Linked DNA regions of Homo sapiens: region 2 is linked to region 1. A link is a loop called in an ENCODE intact Hi-C map of the cell type or tissue named here. Cell type or tissue: PC-9. All regions are shown on one strand. Each heading gives the region's core, and the rest is flanking DNA. Links, peaks and the distances in the headings are about the cores only. Region 1 overlaps LOC124905233 (a long non-coding RNA gene). Region 2 has its middle 300 kb from the start of KLHL4.

Region 1 (4,401 bases), core at 222-4,221:
AAAATAAATAACTTATTGTAATCTGGATTCCATTTCATAATATTAAGTGTTTTAAACCTTGAACATTTAACAGCCTTCCCCAAATCAAACTTCAGTTTCAAAATTATCTTCCCTGGCGCTTGGCTTTTTGAATACTGCAGAGGGCCCCTGAAGTGTCCAGAAAAAAGAGGTAAACAGGATTATTTGACGTGTTTAGGTACATGGGATTGCCAAAATGATACTCAATCTTAATCTTTAGGTTGTATGTTCGTGAATAATGCTAATATATGTTCCAAAATTATATGGGATTTGTAAAATTCCAGTGTCTGAGTATATGCTATCAATCATAATTAAGGTTGTTATGTTAAGTTTTTGTGAACCATGGAGATAACCAAACTTTGAATCGTGTTTCTAACTGTAACTACTCTGGACATTTTCATATTCACAGAGAATTGTTGTCTTGTTTGAATCCTTTTCAAAGATGGCTTATAATTAGCTGTAGAACTTTAACAAGTGCTCTCAAATGCAGGCTTCTGATAACTTTGGAGATTGTAACATTGGAATAAAGAAAAATGTACAAGATTCTAAAAGAACTAAAATATTCATGAATATCAAGCAAAACAAGAGTTAACTAAATGGACTGAACTCAAGAAGCTGAAGCAAATATTTTTGACTTTTGCTTGCAATATAGCTGATCCTTGTTTTTTTTCAGATTTAAGTAAACTTACTTTGAAATATTAAAGCCTTTAATAATTAAGAAAGGTATTCACTATTGTGACTTTGTTTCTCTCTGCCTGGTTCCTCTAAAATTTGAAAACTATCTGTGAGTATTCTTATAGCAATATAGTTGTTTGCATCAGTGCTGTAAGGATCCATTTTTCTTCTGAAATGGAACTCAATTGGAGAGAGTGGTTATTTTACCAATGCTTTGATGGGAAGGCTATGCTTCCCTTTAAGGAGTCAGTCTCAACTTGCAGAGCCAATAAAAGCCCAGTGGGGAAACTGGCCTGATACCCTTGTCTACACAGTCCCTATACAGTGTTCCTGACCTATTGTCAGTAAAGAATGTCAATTTCTAATGGGTCCAGGAGCTCCAAGTTTATTACGGGACCTTAAGAGGAAAGGATAAACCAACTCACAGGTATTTGAGGATACAAACCCATGGTTGGCCTCAGCTTTAAAAGGTCTTATCTGAGATTCCTTGTGGAAGAAACTTCCATCAAAGCCAATCCAAAAGGCTTATGTGGAAATAATTATTCTTGCTGCCCTTAATGCAAATAATCAGGCCAAGTATAAGACTAAAGTCTATTTTGCAAATCATTCAGTCCTATGTTTTTTTTTTTAGCAAAATTGAGGACTGGAAAGAGAGAAAATATGTTCCAAAACTAATCATACATTTGCCTTTAAATTCTAAATTCATTAGCGGTTTTAAAGTTTTTGCCTGTATTTTTAGACTAACCCTGCTTCTTCCTGTGAATCAACAAACAATTTCCAGCTGCAGCTCAGAAAGAACAAAAGGGATGGGTAATGTAGAAATCTGGATCAATATTCTAGTTCTGAGCAATTATCCTGCAAATCCTGCCAGGTGATGGTAACAAATAGGATGCCCATCACTTGGAGGTTTCCTTTTTGGGAAAGTAAGACCAAGGGAGCTAACCAAAGTCAAGCACCATGCACCCAAATCCTAGCAAGCATAACTATAGCCACCAGCTATCTGAGTGTGTCACAAGACATCCTTTTCTCTCCCTTGTTGGAAGAGAACTCAATTCCACACTTTCACCTGAGCATTCAGCCCATGCAACCCCCCAGACACATTTTTGTCCCAAGCTTAATCCCAAACTTCAGGTCAAAGCCCTAGGAAGGAAAACTGGATCTGAGTGATCTAGAGGCAAATGATAACAGAAGTTAAAAGGCAGAGCACGGGTGAGTGTGGCTGATTCCTGCCGATTATGCCAAGCCCAGGCTTCTCGTTTCATGGATAATGGCCACGTTAGTATCCCTGGCATAAATGAGGTCTAGGGAACTCCAAGGCTACTGACATCAGGGGAGATGGCGGTACATGGGTAAGAGTGGATGATTTCAACCCCTAAGCCCCCCCCTGCTTCATGGGTGCAAGTTGCTTTGACATCCATGGTGGCACCTGCCAAGGTCACTGGAACTCAGGGGTGCAAGGATGGAAAAGAGAAAGAGGACACTTTTCCCTCTCTCCTTCACTTACCCCTGGGTATCTACCAGGAGGAGAAGGGAACCAGGGATGCCTGCTCGCCTCTTCTAGATGGGTAACCATTCATCTTCAGTCCGTACCCCTTTCCAATGCATCCTGAACCCCTGGGACTCCTTTAAAAGGCACCTTCTTTTTTTCTTTCTCTTCCTTGGTTCTCTCTTCACAGATAGGTAATTGTGTCTTCATGCTATGGGACACTCCCCTCAGATGCATCCTCAGAACTGGAAAGAGTTCATTTTTTAAACCCTAAACTGATTGGCTTAGGATTGGACTCAGGGGAAGGGAACCTAGAAGCCCAACATGCCGGCAGTAGGGTAAAGTTTTTTTAATACCAGTCAGGCTTTTGGCCTCCCTCTCCCTGTGCAAACTGGTAAAAGGCCTTGGAACTTTTAAGCTGTCCTTACCCCTCCCCTTGTTAAGTTTTGATACATGTTTTCCTAGTAACTCGATTTGTCTGTTCTTGCCTTCAGGCCGTCAAACTCCAAATGGTGATGCAACTGGAACCTCTGATGATGGCCCCTTCTGCCGGGAACCCTTAAATAGGCCTCTGATGGAGCCCTGACTGCCATTTCCCCCAAACAGCACCACCTATCAGCAGGAATCAGTTAAGATCAGTCCTCGTCTTATCCTTCATCTAATGGCAGTTAGATGTGCCTCTTTAGAGGAGGGAATGAACTCTGTCCTTGTAAGAGTCCCTGTTTCCCCCTTTTCTTCCTTTTCACACAATAAAACCCTGTCTTACTCACCATTCAAAATGTCTGCAAGCCTGAATTTTTGTGGCCCTGGGTCAAAGAACCCTATTTTTAGCTGAACTACAAAAAGTCCTGCAGCAATACCTTTGAGGAAGAAAAATGAGGGAGTGGTTTTTGAGCAGACAACCGTTTCTGCCACAGATAATACAGGGAGAATGTATATATACACACAGACACGCACGCACACTTTTATACACTTTCTTTAAAATCTCGTTTTTCTTCTTAGAAACTTATCAAAGCCTCTGAGTCAGTATGTATAGTCAAAAATAGGTTATTTAGATAATATTTATTAAATGAAAACAAAGTTCATGAATTTTTTAATCTACTTCAGGTTTTTTTCCAGAGGCTACCTTCCACGTTCTTAGCCTTCTTTCACAATTTAGTTTGTCAGTCATCAAAATTTACATGTTGTACATGTTTATTATTTATTTTATATTGTCTGCATGAGTGAAGTATTTTTTTAAATTAAGGCAAATGTAAATATGGAAACTTTCTTCCAAGATAATAAGTTTCCCTTTGGTTAGAAAATGCTAACATTAAAATGGGGTTTGGCCTTTGTCTCCCTGTGCTGCAAAAGGAGCTTTGCTCCCATCTTTACTGTTACATCTCCTACTCTTCAGAAGGCCCTAGGTTACTCTACCACAGTCTCTGTGGCCCTGTGACCTGCAAGTACTGGGAGATCTGTAGGAAAAATGCAGGGATATGCCAGAAGCTGGGAAATACGACTGTCGTCATTCAGGGATGTGGTCATAAAATTCTCTCTGGAGGAATAGAAATTTCTGGACCCTGTTTAGGGAAATTTATATAAGGATGTGATGTTACAAAACTACAGAAATCTGGTCTCAAGAACAGCCAAGATGGCTGACTGGATGTAGCTAAGAATAGCTTCTTTCCACTCAGGGACCAAGCCTCCAAGAAGACCAGCACACTAGAGCAAATCTTTGGAAGAAAGGCACTGAGAGTGGACAGAGGGAAGACACAAATGCTGGGATGAAGGGGGAGGAAGCCAGAAACCTTGGGTGGGATTTCCAGGCACCAGGACTAGTTCCTGCCCCCAGGCTGTTCTGCAGGAAGGAGTGAGATGAATAGGCATGAAGTGACCCATTCTCACCAAGGACCACCAGAGTCCTAGCTACAGAAGACCCCATGACCCCCACAGACAATTGAGGTGGCAGAGAGCTGCTTGGAGAGTTGGCAGGGATGAGACTTCAGCCTGTGCAGAGCCCATATCATTTGGCGTGGAAACAGCTGTAGTGGAGCATAGCCGTTGTTGCCCATGCCCCCAAATTTACCATACTCTTGGCCTTTGTTGACTGGTGGACCTGGACAAAACAGGGTTATCTTGCTGTGGGAGGGGACCAGTTTGAATGCACCACTGTATGCTGTTCTCTCCCAGAGTCCTTGCCTAGCCACGCTGCTTGCAACACAATCTCTGCTGCCCAACTT
Region 2 (4,401 bases), core at 175-4,174, 89 kb before region 1:
AATGCCGTTTAAATTATTTTTCTTGTTAAGAAAAGAATTTGAGGCCAAGTAGGGTTGCTTATGCCTATAACCTCACCACTTTGGGATGCTGAGGTGGGAGGACTGCTTGAGGTCAGCAGTTCAAGTCCAACTTGGGCAACATAGTGAGACATCATCCCTAACAACAGCAACAAAAATTTAGCAATTCGCTGATCATGGTAGCACATGCCTATAGGGAGGCTGAAGAAGAGGTAATCGCTTGAGCCCAGGAACTCGAGGCTGCAGTGAGCTATGATCCCATTACTACATTCTAGCCTGGGTGATAGAACGAGATCCTATCTCAATTAAAAAAAAAAAAAAAAAAAAAAAAAAGAAAAGAAAAAAGAAGAAAAGGTGGTTAGGGGTGAAGCCATGCACATACAATGGATAATGTACAATTGTTAAGATGAATGAGTAGAAAAGTAATGACACAGAAAGATATTTATAATATATTAAATGAACAGGGGTTAAAAAATAGAAAGTATATTTATAATATAAAAAATAGTATATTTATAATATATTAAATGAACAGGGGTTAAAAATAGAAAGTATATTATTGATATTATTGTACCATTTTTACTAAAATATGGGCATATAAATAGATAAAAAATTTAACCAGAAGGAAATACATTAAATATTAACAGTAGTTTTCTCTGGGTTATTTTTTCTTTTTTGCTTCTCTACATTTTCTTCTAATATGAAAAACTTTGCAGTAATAAGATATGAAAGTTATGTTAAAAACATGATTACATAAAAATGTAGGAATATAAGGACAGAATAAAATTTTAAATTTCTTAACTTAAAAATAATCACCCGTTAAAATGTTGGGGCAGTTCCAGCCAGGCATTCTATTCTCTGGACTTTTTTCTTTATTGAGCTCATACTTTCTTTTGAAGTTTTCTCAATGTCTTCTCTATTACAGCTGGTCTAAGTTTATCACTGGCTTAGATTAAACTAGCACGTAATAAGGTATCATCATGCTCATAAAAACAGAGAACTACGTACACAGCTTCTGTAAGCAGAAGACAGCTTTTATGCTATGATACTCCCTCCCCCAAATTGCACATTATCTTTCCTACCCCATTCTATCAAGAATGCTACTTAGGTAGTCATTTTGCTTTCCGCCTTGTACAGAACAGTGCTTATTAGAGCTATTTGGTAATAATTACTAGTTATTAAAGTACTCAAATATTTCTGAATTGACTGTATTGATCCACTCACTGCAACCTCCGCCTCCTGGGTTCAACCAATTCTCCCGTCTCAATCTCCCGAGTAGCTGGGACTACAGGCGCATGCTGCCACATCCGGCTAATTTCTTTTGTATTTTAGTAGAGATGGGGTTTCACCATGTTGCCCAGGCTGGTCTCGAACGCCTGAGCTCAGGCAATCTGCCTGACTTGGCTTCCCAAAGTGCTAGGATTACAGGCAGTGAGCCACCACCCCCGGCCCTAACTGTATTTTTAAATGGATGGAACTCGTAAGCTTTTCAATTTGTTTTATGCTTCTTTAATTCTTTTTTCATTACTGATATTTCTTCATTTCATCACTCCTCACATTTTTGTCATACCTTTTAAATGATTGGTACTTATTTTAAAAAGAATTGTCTATCACGGATCAGTGAAGACTGGCATTTATCTCATGTTTTCAAGAAGCTAGCATCTGCCCACTCGCCCTAAATGATTAGTTCTTTCTAATCCTGCAGTTAGGAGTGTACAATACTTCTCTCTCTCCCCCCCAGCTTCTGTGGACACAGCAGCTGTCTCTCAGTCACCTCTTCTCCTTTCTGCTGCTGGTCCATCACACATGCTGCTTGCGGCTTGGAATGTTATTCACCTCCCACTGCTTTTCACCTATTTTACTCATACTTAGCTATTTGCTCTCGGCTAAATCTCAGTTCATCCCCAGGGAACCCATACCTTACTCCTTATACACATACCCCATAGGTTAAATTCTATTCTCTCACACAGTTTATAGCACAGTGATCTTCTTAGGATCTTCTGCAGGGTTAATTTGATATTAAGTGTATGTATAACTTGCTTAATGTTCACTTTCCTCACTAGATTGTATACAACCTGGCAGAAGGGAACCATGCTTAATATAGGCTTTGACTCATTATGTAACCTCTCTTCCCCTCATTAGCATATAGTAGGAAATTAATATATTTGTTGAGTGCCCAGATGAATGAATAAAAAACTAACAAAAGCACTTAAAGCCTTCATATTATCATCAAGTGATACTGGAAGACTCAAACTATACATGGTTAACAGTATGACAAAAGAACACTTATGTTGGGATATGTGGGTTCAAGCCTGGCTCTGCCTTCAACTCACCTTGTGATCTTGAGTTAAGTAGCTTTACCTTTCTTTATTTTTCCTATTTGTAAAATGGTGGGGTTTTATCCAATGAACTTTAATGACTTTACAGTTTTAAGATTCTATGCTTCCATGAAAAATAGGAAGGGGAAAAACATGGAATAAGAATTGTGGTTCCAGAAAGGAAGGAGGGATGATGAAAAATGACAAGTACATTCGATTGTGACAAGGCCCATGTAGATTTCATGTCCTGTAAACAGACTACTGTGGGGCAGAGATGGTAGGTTAAAAATACTTCCCAAAATTAAGCAGAATGACCCATATCAAAATACTTTGGGTATTCTCCACATGAATATCCTCTACAAAAGACAGCAGTAAACTGAATGTCTTACTCTCTCCTGAGATTAACATATCATTCAATAATGAGTTTGTTATTTAATAGCTGTATGTGCAGTTGAATCCAGAATGTTTAAACTCTAGATTCCATGATAATGGAGTAGGAATAACTTCGTTTGTGTGTGATTCCATTTTGTTCTTCCTTAGTTGAATTTTCCAAATACAAAACTACACATTTAAATATAAGCTGAAAAAATTCAGTTGCAGATAATTCTAACATAAAATCAATATACCTTTTCTCTGTAATGGGGCCATACTGTTCTTTGATGTGAGAAAAATATATATATTCATATAACCTTCCTCATTTTATTTACATCTGTGATAATCACTTCTTTCATGTACCAGGAACAACTGGCTACCATTGCCAATATGTTGCAAGTAACTCTCTCTTCTCTTACAACTTTTGGCAAGCTATTTTAAGTGAAATGGCAGAGCCTGGCCTTGGACACTCATGTTTTTTTCTATGAGATTTTTTCCTTTGTGCTTCTTTCTCCCACCTTCAAAGTTTTACTGCATTGAATATTAAAGTGGTTATTATTTAATTACCAGTTTTACTCTGTTACCATGTCTGTTTCAACCTCCCTTTCAATTAAAAGATGAATGAAACATTTTAATTTTTAATAAAAAGTGGAAATTATGCTTTTTTAGAAGCTGCTCAAGTACTCATTAAAGCTAGAATTGTTCCAGCAAGTTCAAATTACATATTTGTTCAATGTAAATAATTCCTAGGCTTTTTGAGTGCACAGTATATAATGTGTATTATCTTCAACAGCCAACCTTATTTACATGCTATTGGTGCTTCATAATATCATTTTAATAAGAGGTACTTCAAAAAGTTTATAAGGCCTTAGTGTGACCAAACTATACAATAACAAAATAATAAAAGCTCATCTGAAGATATTTAGGGGGATTTCTCTATAATAGATACAATTTATTGAGTGTTTACTATGTGCCCAGCACCATGCCAAACACTTTACTTGCATTATCTTACTTCCCTTCATAACCACAAGTTCTATAATCATCCTCACTTTACAAAGAAAAAAAAAACAGAAAATCATGAAGATTAAATAACTCACAGAAGGCTACACAGCTAGTAAACAATAATGCTTGGATTCCAACCTAGGTTCATCTCAAGCTCCCTTTAGCCGTAATGCTTTGCTGACCCACTATCCAATTTTAGGCTAGATAATTGCTGAAGTCAGGGTTGGTCTTCAGTAAAGCAGCCTGTACTGGAGATTATTTAAAACTGTTTTGTAATTGCCAAGAATGATGGTCCACATGAGTAGAATTAACTTTCTATGGTTCGATAGAATCTATAGAATCAGTATTAGCATCCCTTTCAGTAAAACTTCTGGGTGATCATTTGCACTTCTGACTGGATTTAAATTAAAGATCAGCAAACCCCTTCATAGCATTAGTTTTACTTATAGCTCACATTTCAAACATCATTATGGCTTACCACTTTATAATCAATGTATTTAAAAAATGTCAGATTGCCTTCAGTTAAGAACTGAACACGTAGATGAGTCTCGTCTCTATAGATTCACCAAATGCATGTTACAGAATGGGCACAAAAAAGTAGTCTATAGCATTAAAGAACATGTCAGGGACACAGTCTTAATTAAACTTAAATTAGGAAAGACATTATTTGTTTATTGCCAAAGAAACCAAGCTC

Evidence for each region. A loop is a pair of places that touch in the nucleus more often than their neighbours do. Peaks named below come from ENCODE experiments on the same cell type or tissue, not always from the same donor. Only the 100,000 strongest peaks of a DNase experiment are listed, where the experiment ranks them.
Region 2: a loop joins it to region 1, with 2.1 times the contacts of the local background. A loop is called at or near these places in 1 of 110 quality-filtered maps.

Annotation. Positions count from the first base shown.
Region 1 is chrX:87,722,485-87,726,885 of GRCh38, reverse strand. LOC124905233 (a long non-coding RNA gene) reads left to right here. Exons shown (of 2, transcript XR_007068363.1): 2 at 2,674-2,958. Among named protein-coding and RNA genes, the nearest start is that of KLHL4, 210 kb to the right of the region's middle. In PC-9, for the core only: no CTCF peak of the experiment used is centred there; no DNase peak of the experiment used is centred there.
Region 2 is chrX:87,811,148-87,815,548 of GRCh38, reverse strand. No RefSeq gene overlaps it. Among named protein-coding and RNA genes, the nearest start is that of KLHL4, 300 kb to the right of the region's middle. In PC-9, for the core only: no CTCF peak of the experiment used is centred there; a DNase peak (open chromatin) is centred at 1,948.